Regions from separate parts of the Homo sapiens genome. Here all the other regions are linked to region 1. Evidence: chromatin contacts called from ENCODE Hi-C or POLR2A ChIA-PET data. All regions are on one chromosome and are shown on one strand. Each heading gives the region's core, a stretch centred on a gene start or an enhancer-like site at or near the end of the contact. The rest is flanking DNA. Distances are from core to core; before and after follow the strand shown. Region 1 holds the start of PIERCE2 (piercer of microtubule wall 2). Region 2 holds the start of TEX9 (testis expressed 9). Region 3 overlaps RFX7 (regulatory factor X7). Region 4 has its middle 50 kb from the start of NEDD4. Region 5 holds the start of NEDD4 (NEDD4 E3 ubiquitin protein ligase).

Region 1 (2,789 bases), core at 290-2,789:
AATGTGGAGTTCAAACTGACTATAGTTAAGAACGAAACAAATAGCCAATACAAAGAATAATAAAAGGATGAGTTCAAATTATCTGCCACATGTCATCAACTTTTATTAAATGATAAAAAGGTTAATTAAAATTGTAAATGATTTTTCAGAAGAAATTACATCTTAAAATTGGCCTGTGAAAGTGGCTTGAAAGGTATAAAAATCTACCAGTAGCTGGTATTAGCTTTCTTAGTAATTTAATTTTCAGTTAGAGAAAGCCAGACCACTTTGACCTTTCGAAGTCCTTTGGTATAGATACATATACATTTAAAAAGATAAATGAAAACAAGCCATTGATTAATAATGCCCATCGCAGAAGCTGTAATTATAAAATTAAGATTTTTTGATGTCACTGTTGATGTTGAATATAGTTAATAGAAAAGCAAAAATAAAAAATAAAAAAGGTCTAATTTTGAGGCACTCTTTTGTCTCTGCTCAGGTCCACCGTCTTCCTTGCTAATGTTTACGTTTATTATTAATTTTTCCATTTATTTATTTACTTTTACCACAATTAGGGGACAGAGAATGAAACCTAAACTTTTTATTGCTTCTGTAAAGAGTGAATATAAATGTAAGATTTTTTTTTTTTGAGACGGAGTTTTGCTCTTGTTGCCCAGGCTGCAGTTCAGTGGCGCAATCTCGGCTCACTGCAACCTCTGCCTCCCAGGTTCAAGCAATTCTGCTGTCTCAGCCTCCCAAGTAGCTGGGATTACAGGCCCGCGCCACCTCTCCTGGCTAATTTTTTGTATTTAGTAGAGACGGAGTTTCACCATGTAGGTCAGGCTGGTCTCGAACTCCTGACCTCAGGTGATCCACCCGCTTCGGCCTCCCAAATTGCTGGGATTACAGGCGTTGAGCCCCGGCGCCCGGCCACCAAATCCTTTTTCAAAACAACTCCCTTCTTTGACACAGTGCAATTTAAATAAGTATACAATTAACAAAGTACGTTTTTCTTGTTCAAAACCATCACTGAACAGTTTGCAACAGTAGGGTATGAATGCATACAATCTCGATGGTCTTTACACCTTCAGAGGCTATTCGGACTTAAGGAAACGTGCATTTACAAGTGTAAATGTAAAAGCTCAGTAGTTGCCTTGTAAAGTGCTTTTCGGGGTTGTGGGGTTGGGGGTGGTAGGAGTAGGTGGTGCCTCAAATTATACTAGCGAATACCAACATTCCCAAACATCTAGCCCTCTGCCTAAACTCACCCGGTTGCGGTCTGTCATTTTCGCTCTTCTTTGTTAATTTTTTCGGCAAAGTCAGTTTTCATGCAGCAGATGGCAAGAAAGCCGGTGAACGCCTAGGGACGTGGCCTTTTAACCGCACCCAATTAAAGCAGCAAACAGAAGATGAATAGCTGGGTGGATCAGTATGTGTAAACCTATCCGTTTAATCCGGGGAGCTGTTTTCCCGGGTGAAACCACGAATTCTTTCTGGAGGTTGCAACTCGTAACCATAGCAACTGGAAGTGGTCGCCGGCTCCCGGATGTTGTGGGGATCTGCGGCCGCCTGGCCCAGCTTCCCGCAGCCGCCCGGCGGCGGCCTGCGCTCCACTTCGGGAGTGGTAGTTCTTCTCTTCACCGCTGCCGGGCAGGAGGCGCAGGCGGGACTACGCGTCACGGCATGCACTGCGGCGCCCAGCCGGTCACCGCCTGCCGGCTGCAGACGCCTGCGAGCAGGTTGTTTTTATAAGAGGCGTCATTGGCGCCCGAGCTGTGACCGCCGCCACTGGGGCAGCCAGCACAATCGGGCGGAGGTGGCGCTGCCCCTTCAGGTACTGTACTAGGCGGGCTTAGACCCCGGGAGGGGGTTTGTGCCGACTGTCTGAGTCCCTGGCCGACACGCTCGGCTCAGTAGAGGAGCAGTGGCGGGGTCCGCCTCCTAGGCTGGGGCTGCTCGGGCGGGGACTTGACGCCTGGTGTCAGCGGCCGCACGGGCGACCTCCTCGGGCCGTGCGCGAGTGCACAGCTCCGGAGGCCCGAGCCGACCCTGGGGCGTCCGGTCCGGTGGTCTTGCAGCCTCCAAACCCCGAGTGCTATACCGAACTGCGCGCCAAGGGTGGGAGAGCTGACGGCCTGGGCCACCCTTCTTCCTTCACTGGGCAGGCTTTGAGGTGCTTGTCGGTCTGGACTGATGAAAATCCATATGGTAAGATGTTATGTGCGTCACCCTGCCGGGTTTAATGCCAGCCTGTCTTTTGATGACATTTGAGCCCCCGTGATGTCAGGAATAGAAAGATTAAATATTAAATAATGCCCGGAGACTTCCGCTAGCACGCCAGCCTGATGATGATCAAATACCTCTCCATATCCTTCTCCAGTTCCAGTGGCCTCCTTTAGCTTTGGTCTCCCTAATCGATTTGTCCTCATTAGCAGCTGTCCCATGCAGTGCCTTGTACGCGTTGTTTATGTTTAGCACTATTGGGAGCGCCAAGTAAGGTATTTTATTGAGTGGTGAAGTTTGCACTGTTCTGCTCTACTTTTATTGAAAAACACAGTTGGGCATTCTTGTAGTTAGAATAGCTAACTATATAGTACTATGAATTTTAGATTTGTCTCCTCCAATCTACAGGATAGTGCTTGAAATATCGCTATTACTGCATCGTATCTTTTAAGATTAGAATCATATTGGGTCCCACACGTCTCAGGGGATATTTATCACACACATCCAGTGTGAATGGTTTACTTTTATTTTCTGAGTTCAGGTCATATAGCAGAAGATGGAGATGGTGAGGGTATTATTTTAATTCA
Region 2 (2,789 bases), core at 78-2,577, 960 kb before region 1:
CCTCTGATACAAACTGCCAACTATTTCCAAATTTTAATCTAGTTATTTTATATTAAAACGGAAGGGAGTTGTTAAAAGGCACTTTTTTATAAGGGTATGTATGATGGCAAATAAAACAGACATCGCCTCTGCCCTTGGAACTTACAGTCCAGTGGAGACAGACAAAAAGGAAATTCACAAATGAATTTATTGTAACAAATTATGCTAATTAGAAAGAAAAATCACTGAGACAATGAAAAAGACCAACAAGGGAGCCTACTTAGCATGGTCAAGGAAGGCCACTCACATTACAGGTTGAAGGCGTGTGTGACTGTCTCTTTCCTGAGATAGAAAGAAAACCTGGAAGAGTTTTTGGAACTAAAAGGCCAGTGAAGCTGGAGAGTTTTAGGGGGAAAAGGGGAAGAGGGAATAAGATCAAATAGAGGAGGCAGGAGGAGCCACATCGATCAGAGCTTTTGAAATGCAACAGGAAACTACTGTAGAATTTTAAGCAAAGGCATGGTAGATCAAATTAAAAGATTACACTGGCTGCTGTGTGAAAACTTGGGGATGAGGAGTAGAATGGGCCAAGAATGAAAGCACCGTTGTCAGGATAGTTGTAATTACACTGAGAACAGATAAGAAAAGGAATATTTGAACGAGAATGGTAATTCTGATTGCAGTGGGAAGCATCCTTTCAATTTAGAAACCAACCTAAAGGAAATTTACACAAGGTAAACTCTATGAACTTGATATTAAGCGAAATAACCTAAACTATCAAGTGAACTAACTATTCGTGGCAATTCCTGCTACCCAAATAACTTCCAACAGTATCTTGCTGTTTACTTGGGCTACGTTTTAAATTAAACAACATGCTTACTTGGGCTAAATTTTCGCCCACTTCAAATATCTTCTAATACGCAGGCGAACTACTCAGATCAAAGACAAAGAAAGGATAAACGGCAGGTGAACGAGATGACGAGAAGGGAATGCTGCAGAGTGAGTGGTCCCGAAGATCCAGCCAGTCTCCAGAAAAAAGTACTTGTAAGCAGCCTCATTCAGATGAAAGAAAGAAGGAAAAGTTCAACCGCCGAATTTCTTACTTATATTCTTCCTCCAAGGCGAGGAGGTCGGGTCCAGGTGTAGAGGGTTGCTGAACGGGTGGCGGGAACGGAGTCCCTGGAACGCTGCTTCTCTGTAAAAGAGCCACAGACTTTCAGACCCGAAGTTAAAGGAAGTTAGGCGTCCTAGTCGCCGGAACCCAGACGCTCCCCAGGAGCCTGGAGTTGAACTGACCGTGAGACACAGACTTCGCCCCGCCATCTTCGGCGACTGCGACGCGGTTACCGAGGCAACGACGCATCTTCCCGCGAGAGTTTCCACATCCCGGTTGCCTCCCGCCCGGGCGCCTACGCCTTCCCACTCTCAGGTTCTGTGCTGCGAGCGGCGCGAGCCTCTGGCAGCGGGCTCGGCCTTTGCTCGCAGCACTCGGCGCTGTCCCAGGAACCCAGGAAGGCTTCCTAACTGCAAATTCGACTTAGTTAGTGCAAATTCTCAACTTGTGGGGGTTGAAAGAGTTTCAGCCAAAACAGGCAGGTCCTTTGCCGCTACTCTATAGAAAGCAAGCTGGTGAGGCAATCCCTCCCTGTTGTGCTTTTCAAACCGTTAGTGGCTAATCCGACCTTCACCCCGTTTGCTTAAAGTGAGCTCTTCAGTGGAATTCAGAAGTTTTGATTTCTAATTTTTGTTTACAGCATGCATGGCTAAGACTCAGGCTCTCAAGTTAGTCAACCTAAATTATTATCCTGGCACTGCCACTTACCAGTTATATGGCCTTGGGCAAATCACTCTGTATATCGGCCACTTCATTTGTCAAATGGAAGTGAGAATAGTGCCCACTTCACAGTTATTATGAGAAGCAAATGAATTCGTGCTTAGGATCATGCCTGAAACACGTAAGCGGTTAACAATTTCAATTGTTTTGGAATAAAATTGACATCCAAAAATAAACCGTGATATGATGTATGGTCATCTGATCTTTAGAAAGGGTGCAAGACCATTCAATGGGAAAATAATTGTCTTCAACAGATGGGGAGACAACTGGATATCCAAATGCAATTAGACCCTTAACTTCACACCATATACAAAAATTAAAATGTATCAAAGACCTAAACTTAGGAGCTAAAACTCTAAAGCTCTTCAAAGAAACTGTTGGTGTAAATCTTTATGACCTTGAATTACAATTCTGAGAATCCTTGATGGATTCTTAGATATGACACCAAAAGCAGTAGCAAAAAAAAAAAAAAAGAAAAGAAAAAAGAGGCTGGGCACAGAGGCTCATGCCTGTAATCCAAGCACTTTGGGAGGCCAAGGCGGGTGGATCACCTGAGGTTGGGAGTTCAAGACCAGCCTGACCAATATGGAGAAACCCCGCCACTCCTAAAAAAAAAAAATTAGCCGGGTGTGGTGGCTCATGCCTGTAATCCCAGCTACTGGGGAGGCTGAAGCAGGAGAATCGCTTGAACCTGGGAGGCAGAGGTTGCGGTGAGCTGAGATTGCACCATTGCGCTCCAACCTGGTCAACAAGAGCGAAATTCCATCTCAAGAAAAAAACAAAAAAAAGGAAAAAAAAATAGATAAACTAGACATTATCAAAACTAAAAACCTTTAGTTTCAAAAGATACCATAAATAAAGTAACAAGACCACAGGAAGAGGGGAAATTCTTGCAAATTATATATCTGATAAATAACTTGTGTCTGGACTATATAAAGAAGTATTAAAATTCAAAAATAGGTAGGTGCAGTGGCTC
Region 3 (2,789 bases), core at 189-2,688, 800 kb before region 1:
ATGTTTTTCCTCTAGCTTCTTTCAAGATTTTTTCTCTATCTTTGATTTTCTGTAGTTTTGAGAATTATATGCCTAAGTATAGTTTTTTTGTTTGTTTTGTTTTGCTTTTGACATTGATGTTGGTTGACGTTCTCTGAGCTTCCTAGATCTGTGGTTTGGTGTCTGACATTAGTTTGGGGAAATTCTTTTGTCATTATTGTTTCAGAAATTTCATGTATTACTCTTTTTCCTATCCTTCTGGAATTTCCATTACACATATGTTACACCCTTTGTAGTTATCCCACAGTTCTTGGATACTCTGTTCTGGGTTTTGTTTTCTTTTGTTTTTTCAGTCTTTTTTCTCCTTGCTTTTCAAATTTGGTGGTTTCTACCAAGTTAAACCTCAAGCTGAGATTCTAACCTCAGCTGTGTCCAGCCTACCATTAAGTCCATCAAACATTTCTGGTAGTGTTTCTAATCTCTTGACATTTCTTTTTAGTTCTTATAATTTCTATTTATTTATATTGCCCATCTGTTCTTGCAGTCTGTGTACTTTATCCATTAGAACCCTTAGCATCTTAATCATAATCATTTTAAATTCCTGGTCTGATAATTGCAACATCCCTGCCACATTGGACTATGTTTTTGCTGTTTGCTGTGCTCTTGAAACTGGATTTTGCCTTTTACTGCCTTATAACTTTTTCTTAATAACCAGGTGCGAGTTACTGAATAAAAGGATCTGCTGTAAATAGGCCTTTAGTAATGTGGTAGTAAGGTATGTGGGGGAGCATTCTATAATGTTATCTTGAGGTCTCAGTCTTTTGGAAAGCCTGTACCTCTGCCCTGTAAACTTCACAAGTGCTTCTCAGTCTCTCCAGTGCCCCCTTACTTGGAACAGGATGGCTAGACTGGTCTGGAGTTGGGTTTTGCCTTTTGCCCAGGTCAGTTATGCTCTGATGAAGCTCCAGCAGGATAGGCTCTGGTTGATTTAATTTCTCCTGAGGGTAGCGTTATTAGGAACAGAATGCTTTGGCATATTTCACAATGATTCCTTTTCTCCTTCCCTTGTCTAAGGCATGAAAGTTATCTCCAATATTCAGAGGAGGTTTTTCTTAAATATTCACTGGGAAAACCTGGTCAAGCTCTTGGAGGTAAAAGTGTGGAGATGCTTGATTACTGGATTTCCCTGGAGTTTATCTCAGACTTGTTCATTCTGAGCCTCTTGTAATTCATCAGTTATAGTTTGTTTACCTCCTTTGGTACAGATTCTCATGCAGGTTTGTGGCTTGTGGGTTTCTGCTCCAGCAAGCTACAATTCTCTGCATTTTCCTATTGGTCTTTCCCATTTGGGGGGTTTGTGATTTGACCCCTGATCTTACCACTCTGACAAATCCTAAGAAGAGTTGTTGATTTTTCAGTTTTTTTCGGCTTTTTATCTTGTAGGGCTTAGTGTTGACTTACAGCTTCTTACATGCTGGACCAGAAACCAGAAGTCCTAGCTCTTTTTAAAAAATTAATCTGCTTAACAGTCTTTTGTAGAGCACAAGTCCAATTTATCAGTTTTTCTTTCTATGGATAATATGTTTGGTGCCAAGTCTAAGAACTTTGCTTTGCCCTAGATCTGAAAGAGTTTATTGCTTTTTTTCTCAAATGTTTTGTATTTCTATGTTTTACATTTAAGTCTGTGATCCATTTTGAGTTAATTTTTCTGTAAGGTATGAGGCTTAGCTTGATGTTAATTTTTTAAAAATTTGTTTTAATTATAGTAAAATGCAACTAAGATAAAATTTACCACTTTAGTCATTTTTAAGAGAACAGTTCAGTAGCATTAAGTACAGTCACATTGATTGTAGCCATCAACACTAGCCATCCACAGAACTCTTTTCATCTTGCAGAATTGAAACTCTGTACCCATTAAACAATACCCCCCCATTTCCTCCTCCTTCTAGTCTCTGATACCCACAGTTCTACTTTCTATCTCAGAATTTCACTACTCTAGGTACCTCATGAAAGTGAAATCTTACAGTGTTTGTCTAGTTTGGGGTCTTTTTTAATTTTTAATTTGACATAGTTATTTTAATAGTACATGTATGTATTTATGGGTAACATGAGATATTTTGATACAGGAATGCAAAGTGTAATAATCACATCAGAGTAAATGGGGTATCCATCATCTCATGCATTTATCCTTTGTGTTACATACAGCCCAGTCATACTTTAGTGATTTTTAAATGTTCAGTTATTTTTTACTGTAATCACCCTGTTGTGCTAGCAAATGCTAGGTCTTATTCTATTTTTTTTTTGTAACTATTAACCATCCCCACTTCCCCACACCCCACCCCCAACCCCAACCTTCAAGCCTCTGGTAGCCATCCTTCTTCTCTCTCTCTCACTTTCTCCCCATGAATTCAGTTGTTTTAATTTTTACCTTCCACAAGTAAGTGAGAACATGTACTGTTTTTTTTTTCTGTACATGGCTTATTTCACTTAAAATAATGACCTCTAGTTCCATCTATATTACTGCAATGACAGGATGTTGTTCTTTTTTATGGCTGAATAATACTCCATTGTGTATATGTACCACATTATCCATTCATCTGTTGATGGACACTTAGGTTGATTCCATATCTTGACCATTGTTAATAGTGCTGCAGTAAACATGGGAGTGCAGATATCTCTTTGACATACTGATTCCTTTCTTTGGGCTATATAGCTAGCAGTGGGATTGCTGGATAATATGGAATCTCTATTTTTAGTTTTTTGAGGAGCCTCCAAACTATTCTCCATCATGATTGTGCACCAGCCACTGT
Region 4 (2,789 bases), core at 100-2,599, 630 kb before region 1:
ATTTACTGCAAAGGTATCCCAGCTCATATACAGAGAGTGATGCGTCTACAGAAAGACAGCCTTCCCACTTCCCTTCTGGGGTTCTAATGTCTTCCTGGAATTTCCTCCCTGGAAATCTCTGTTTTCCCTGAAAGAGTTAACTTTCAGGAAGCATCCTGAAAGAAAACAATATGGTTCCTTTTGGAAGGGAACAGAGTTATTTATGACATGTTTAAAGTATGCAACCTCTAAAGTATTAATTGAAAAGTCAATAATCTAACGTACTACTATCACGTCACTTTCAAAGTAATAACTCGTCCATAATGTTTTAAAAACTCATATAACCATCAAAAGTATGTAATAAAACACAGTATTCCTCTGCTTTCTTCATCTTCTTGTTCTGCTCCTTAGAGGTAACTATTTTCAATTTTGTCATGTTCTAGCATTTACCCTCATATTTCTAAATATGCAACTTTGCTATTTATTCACCAATTTTAGAAATTATCCAAGTTATCTATTATCATGGTAGAGGAGGAGTTACACTCCCTTAGCTTCCCCAATCCATCCTTCCAATGCAGTTTTTTCATAAATTTTGGTAAATTCATTTTCAGTGTTTTTCATTGCTATGACTGTATATATATTTACATCTAAATCAAGAAGTGTGAATGAATAGTACACTCCAGGGAAATCAGGTGGCCAGCTGGCTTTTTCTTCATGTAGCCCCAAAGGTCAATGCGTTACTGGTCGAGGGTGTCCAGGTTCTTGGCATCTTCCACAAAGAATTGGACACAATGCACAAACAAAGCAAGAAAAGAATGAAGCAGCAAAACCAGAGATTTACTGAAAACGAAAGTACACTCCACAGAGATGGAGCGTCCCAAGCACAGGAGCTGAAGAGCCTAGTTACATAATTTTCTGGGTTTAAATATTCACTAGAGGTTTTCCATTGGCCACTTGGTGTATACCTCATGCAAATGAAGTAGTGGCCCACATCAGTCTGATTGGTTGCAGAAAGCAATCAATCAAAGGCTGAAGTGAAGTTAAACGGTTACACTCTATGCAAACATCTGATTGGTTGTGGAAAACAACCAATCACAGGCTAAAGTGAAGTTACAAAGTTATACTTCTATGCAAATGAAGACTTGGCTACCAATCAGTCTGATTGTGGAAAGCAACCAATCAGAAGTATTTTAAATTTTCCATCTGCCATGCAGGAAAGAGGGGGTGGTTTGCAAAGGGAGTAGCCTGTGGTCTCTTTGTTACTTAGATGTGGAAAGTCGGGGTTTTCCTTTTGATACAGTTCTAGGAAGTCAGTGGGAATTGGCCTTAGGTTCCCTACCTCCAGACCCTATTTTCTTGCGTCAAATGTCTCTAGAGAGACGCTGTATTTTTTCTGAGGTGGTTCATCTCCCCACATCCTGCTTGTGGTTGTATGATTGGTTATTGTTATTCTGAAATTCAGTAGGGGAACTTGAAAAAGGCTTTACAATTTCAAATGCAGATCACTGACTCTGTTTCAAATGGGTCATCTCATCTTCACTCTTCTCTATTCCTAGTTCAGTTTCAAAGTATCTCCTCCACTACTAGTACTGGGAAGACGTAGGACCTGACTCCTTACAGTGTGGATAGTAACCTGGGAATCTAACTGTTGCTTATACAGGCTTTCAAACAGTCCCTCGACTTTGCTTTTTACACACTGTGGCACCAAACCTTTATAGACTCCAATGGGGATGACACCAGGTTCAAGAGGCCAAAGAAGAGACCCAGAGCCAGCAAACAAGACATGGGGTTGTACTGGGGGCTAAACACAGGGGAGAGCCCAGTGGTGGTGGGCGGAACAGGAGAACCCCACGACCCAGGGGCAGTAGGCTGAGCAGAAGAATCACAACCACTTGCAAAAAGCATGCAGGTTTTACAGCATTTTCACTTAGCCCCTGCCTCCTAATAAGCTCCACCTGGAAACTTGCATTTAAACCAAAACAAATGGCCTCAATCCTCTGTACAGCTCACATTCCACAGGACAGGATGGGGCCTAGATGTTCCTTATAGATAAGGAATGAATCTCTGCGTTGTCCTCTCCCACATTCCTTAGCTTGGAACTCTGAACCGCATTCAGGTGCACCTGCTATACAGGGTCATTCTCAGGGTATGCGTAAATTATTGCTATCAGGTGCATTTAACACACATACACACAAACACAGAGACACACACACACACACACACATTGACACACACAACCCTACCTTCTGAGATACTTGGCACTTCCAATTCATGAGCATTTTCAGGATTCTGTGGGACGAATCAGCTAATTCCTATTAGTATCCTCATTTATGGGTACTCTTAAATTGTTAAGTCTACTGATTACATTTAAAATGTACTGGGTAGAGGGAGAGGTGGGAGAAATAGGAATTTATCTTCAAATAAGCAATAAAGCATCAATTGTGTTGGGTTCATTGCATATCTGTGATTATAAATAGACTTTTAATTTGTCTATAGAGTTCTGTCTATCCTCCATGAGCTTGGCGTGACAAGTCTGGTTTTGTTTTGTTTTGTTTACCTTGACAGATAAGAAAGGAATCTTGAAGCAGCACTTGCCTTGTGTCAGGGGATTTAACAGGACAGGTCTGGGCCCCTGAACTACAGGTGATGTTAAAGAACCATGACTTTAATCTTTAAAATATTCTACAATTGCAGGAACATGTGAGAGCAAGAGTTGAACTCTGTGTCTCAAAAGTAACAAAAGGTCTCACATTTCATCCCTGGCCAGAAGGAGTTAGAAATGCCTGTTCTGGGCACCTTGCATCCAGGCA
Region 5 (2,789 bases), core at 84-2,583, 590 kb before region 1:
CAGCTGGGACTCCAGGCGCCCGCCACCACGCCCAGCTAATTTTTGTGTTTTTAGTAGAGACAGGGTTTTACTATGTTGGCCAGGTTGGGCTCGAACTCCTGACCTAAGGTGATTCACCGCCTTAGGTTTCCCAAAGTGCTGGGATTACAGGCGTGAGCCACCGCGCCCGGCCAAGTACGAGAAAAATCTTACGTAACAAACCAGTAATATGGGCTATAGCCTTGTTCCCACGTAGCATCTTAAACTGTTAAAAATAAATCAGAGTTATTCTGAAATCATTGAGGAAAATAAAAATTAGATTTTGAGATTGCAGAATTCTGCAAATTTCTGCAAATGTATAAAAACAACATGATATAAATTGTGGCCTGGGTGTTCATAATTCTCCCCAGACTCTTTTATGGATGCCTTATTTGGTGGAGGTCTTCCTGTAATTATGGAATTATAAAGCCCATCAGACAGGAATATTAAAAAGCATGATTATTCCATAACCTTATTCCACAGGAGGAGTTATTCCACAGGAGGAGTTATTCTACAGGAGGTCCTAGTTCACTTTATTTTTCCCTCTTCGTCACTGCCTTCTGGTGGTGCTGCGGATCAACGCCCAGCTAAAGCAGGTTTAGAGGGTCAGCCTGGAGATTGGATTGTTACTGGTGGGATTTAAAGATGGACAGACCATAGGACAACAAATAGCTTAGGAACTGGCACTGTTTACAAATCCTAGGGAGAGAATTTCAGATCCCGAGTCCAAGACTGCTGCGATCCCTCCAGGCCTCCCCATTTGCTGCCACGCTCAGGCTTTCCCTGGCGGTCCCCAGGTCCAGCTTCTTATGGGAATGACACCCTTAACCGACAAGAAAGCGCTATGATTTTCCGTTTGGGATTTAAGCGGGGATTAAGCTCACGGATTCCCAGGCGTCTAGTCAGAGGCCGAACTCTGGGTCGGATCTCAGCGAGACTTGTTGCTGAGGAACACTGCAGCTTGGCTTCCCGGCGCTTCCCGGCGCTCCCTGGCTCCCCGGCGGGCCCGTCAACCACCCACCTCCCGGGAAGGGACCGAGGGCGCGCCCCGCCACGCGCGCTCCCCACGCCATGGTCCCCGCCGCGCGCGCTCATCCCACCCGAGCCCCGCCGCACGCCCTCCCCACTCCCCGAGCCCCGCCACGCGCGCCCCCGCCCAGCCCCAGGAGCGCGCGCCGCCGGCCTTTTCCCGCCGCGCTGCCGGGTGCCGCTAGTGCCCGCTCGCCGCGGGAGGCGCTGCTGTCGCTGAGGGAGCGCCTCCTCCTCTTCCTCCAACTCTTCCCCGCCTCCTCCCGCTTCTCCTCCTCCTCCTCCACAGTTGCCTGCCCTGGGCGGGGGCGAGCGCGTCCGGTTTGCTGGAAGCGTTCGGAAATGGCAACTTGCGCGGTGGAGGTGTTCGGGCTCCTGGAGGACGAGGTGCGGGGACCGCGGGGCTGCGGGGCGGGCTTCCCTTCGGGTTATTCAGCAGCCGGACCCGGGGAGGTAGCGGCGGCGGCCACGACCGGAGGCTCTGCTGTCAGCCCCTCCTCCCTCGGCGCGAGCCTGGGGAGCGCGCGAGGCGCCGCGGGGACTGTGGGGGCGGCTCGGCGCGCGGGCGCTGGGGGCTCGCTGGAGGGAGCAAGCTTGTCGGGTCCACACCCGCCCCTTCCCGGAGCGGCCGCCGCCTTACTTGTCAGTTTCCTTCAGGAAGTGTTGAGGAGGGGGCTAGGCGGTCGGCGGGGGACCCACATCACCGCGCCAGCCCCTTCCTGCCACCCCCGCCGGGTGTGCGGAGCTCCCAGGCGTTGGGAGACGGTCGCAGCATCCCCGCTGTTGATTTGCTTGCTCTGGCGGAGGCCGGGCCGACTTAACTTTACGGACTTCGGTCTGGAGAGTTCCAAGTGAATTGTCATTCGCTGGTTTGTTTTTTTCTTCTTTATCTGAAATCCTTTTTAATCCCCTAACTAGAGACAGGGATGGGAGAGCAGGAACATAAATTTTCCTCCTCCTCTTTAGCAACAAGTGTCTAGTGTGAGAAGTTCATGCTTTATTTCACCGGTCGTCGTTGATGTTAAAAAGTGAAGCCAAAAAAGTATAAATACTTTATAAAGAAGTTACCACATCTGTTCCCTTTGAAAACTAGATTAAGCTCTGGGATTTGAAGAAGGCAAAGCTGTTTCTTTTCAGCTAAATAACTAATGCTGATTATGCCTATGCTTATTAAAAATATTGTACGACCATTTGGAAAGGTTGTTCCGTCGTAAATGATATGTGGCTTCTGTGTGTTCTTGGAGATTGTCTCAAAAATGCAAATGGGTGGGAGATGAAAAGGCTGCATGTAGTCTAACAGTGACTGGTTCCGAGTGAAAAAAATCAAGTTTTTTGCTTTCTTGTTGGCTGACTAAGCTGCCACATGTACCTTTTATCAAGATGAGACCCAGTTAACTGAAAATCCATCAACCTAATTTATACTGCTTGCTTAAGTATTGTAATATTTAAGTTGTATAGTTCCTTCTCTTAGTACCTTGGTGTCGTCAAACATTTTACACTTCTCTTGAGAGTTCTTTGTTTATAAAGGGTGGGCAATTTGTTAATGCAGTTATTTCAGGATATTTTGAGAATGCTTACGTGATGCGATTAGAATTTAATTTCCTAGCTATTGCTGCCAGAAGAGAAATAAAGTGATGATGGACAAATGGTGGCGGCTCATAGTCCCTCAGAAACAATAGTCAATGTGTTACAGCTAAAGATATCATTCTAGCTAATGGCACCTTTATTCTGTAGACGAGATC

Evidence for each region. A loop is a pair of places that touch in the nucleus more often than their neighbours do. ChIA-PET counts read pairs that join two places held with the same protein, here RNA polymerase II (POLR2A). Pooled maps may share reads with other maps.
Region 2: a map with no recorded cell type shows a loop between it and region 1 (11-fold over the local background). The contact joins the promoter of TEX9 here to the promoter of PIERCE2 in region 1. A Hi-C loop is called at or near these places in 5 of 37 single-sample maps with no recorded cell type and 7 of 50 pooled maps. POLR2A ChIA-PET finds 5 or more read pairs at or near these places in 2 of 52 experiments (A549 and OCI-LY7).
Region 3: a loop to region 1 is called in a map with no recorded cell type, with 3 times the contacts of the local background. The contact joins the enhancer-like site here to the promoter of PIERCE2 in region 1. A Hi-C loop is called at or near these places in 2 of 37 single-sample maps with no recorded cell type and 3 of 50 pooled maps. POLR2A ChIA-PET finds 5 or more read pairs at or near these places in 2 of 52 experiments (PC-9 and activated CD4-positive, alpha-beta T cell).
Region 4: a map of naive thymus-derived CD4-positive, alpha-beta T cell shows a loop between it and region 1 (20-fold over the local background). The contact joins the enhancer-like site here to the promoter of PIERCE2 in region 1. A Hi-C loop is called at or near these places in 1 of 168 maps with a recorded cell type or tissue (naive thymus-derived CD4-positive, alpha-beta T cell) and 7 of 50 pooled maps. POLR2A ChIA-PET finds 5 or more read pairs at or near these places in 1 of 52 experiments (T-cell).
Region 5: a map of dorsolateral prefrontal cortex shows a loop between it and region 1 (5-fold over the local background). The contact joins the promoter of NEDD4 here to the promoter of PIERCE2 in region 1. A Hi-C loop is called at or near these places in 1 of 168 maps with a recorded cell type or tissue (dorsolateral prefrontal cortex) and 14 of 50 pooled maps. POLR2A ChIA-PET finds 5 or more read pairs at or near these places in 1 of 52 experiments (activated CD4-positive, alpha-beta T cell).

What each region holds. Positions count from the first base shown.
Region 1 is chr15:55,407,245-55,410,033 of GRCh38, reverse strand. PIERCE2 (piercer of microtubule wall 2) reads right to left here and starts at 1,539. Exons shown (of 2, transcript NM_001198784.2): 1 at 1,248-1,539. The coding sequence starts at 1,265. It overlaps CCPG1 (cell cycle progression 1), which reads left to right and starts at 1,675. Exons shown (of 9, transcript NM_001204450.2): 1 at 1,675-1,813. The region is part of intron 8 of DNAAF4-CCPG1 (DNAAF4-CCPG1 readthrough (NMD candidate)); the gene reads left to right. RefSeq lists enhancers at 1,296-1,495, 1,546-1,815, 2,176-2,455.
Region 2 is chr15:56,363,964-56,366,752 of GRCh38, reverse strand. It overlaps TEX9 (testis expressed 9), which reads right to left and starts at 1,327. Exons shown (of 12, transcript NM_001395496.1): 1 at 1,276-1,327; 2 at 1,083-1,174. The coding sequence starts at 1,302. RefSeq lists enhancers at 1,034-1,083, 1,624-1,673, 1,684-1,863.
Region 3 is chr15:56,206,405-56,209,193 of GRCh38, reverse strand. The region is part of intron 2 of RFX7 (regulatory factor X7); the gene reads left to right. Among named protein-coding and RNA genes, the nearest start is that of RFX7, 36 kb to the left of the region's middle. Within about 2 kb of position 1,438, at least 3 of the 41 ENCODE cell types and tissues checked have a DNase peak (open chromatin) inside an H3K27ac peak, as active enhancers do.
Region 4 is chr15:56,041,996-56,044,784 of GRCh38, reverse strand. No RefSeq gene overlaps it. Among named protein-coding and RNA genes, the nearest start is that of NEDD4, 50 kb to the right of the region's middle. Within about 2 kb of position 1,349, at least 5 of the 41 ENCODE cell types and tissues checked have a DNase peak (open chromatin) inside an H3K27ac peak, as active enhancers do.
Region 5 is chr15:55,992,156-55,994,944 of GRCh38, reverse strand. It overlaps NEDD4 (NEDD4 E3 ubiquitin protein ligase), which reads left to right and starts at 1,333. Exons shown (of 29, transcript NM_006154.4): 1 at 1,333-1,434. The coding sequence starts at 1,390. RefSeq lists silencers at 127-324, 1,111-1,210, 1,451-1,800 and an enhancer at 1,303-2,085.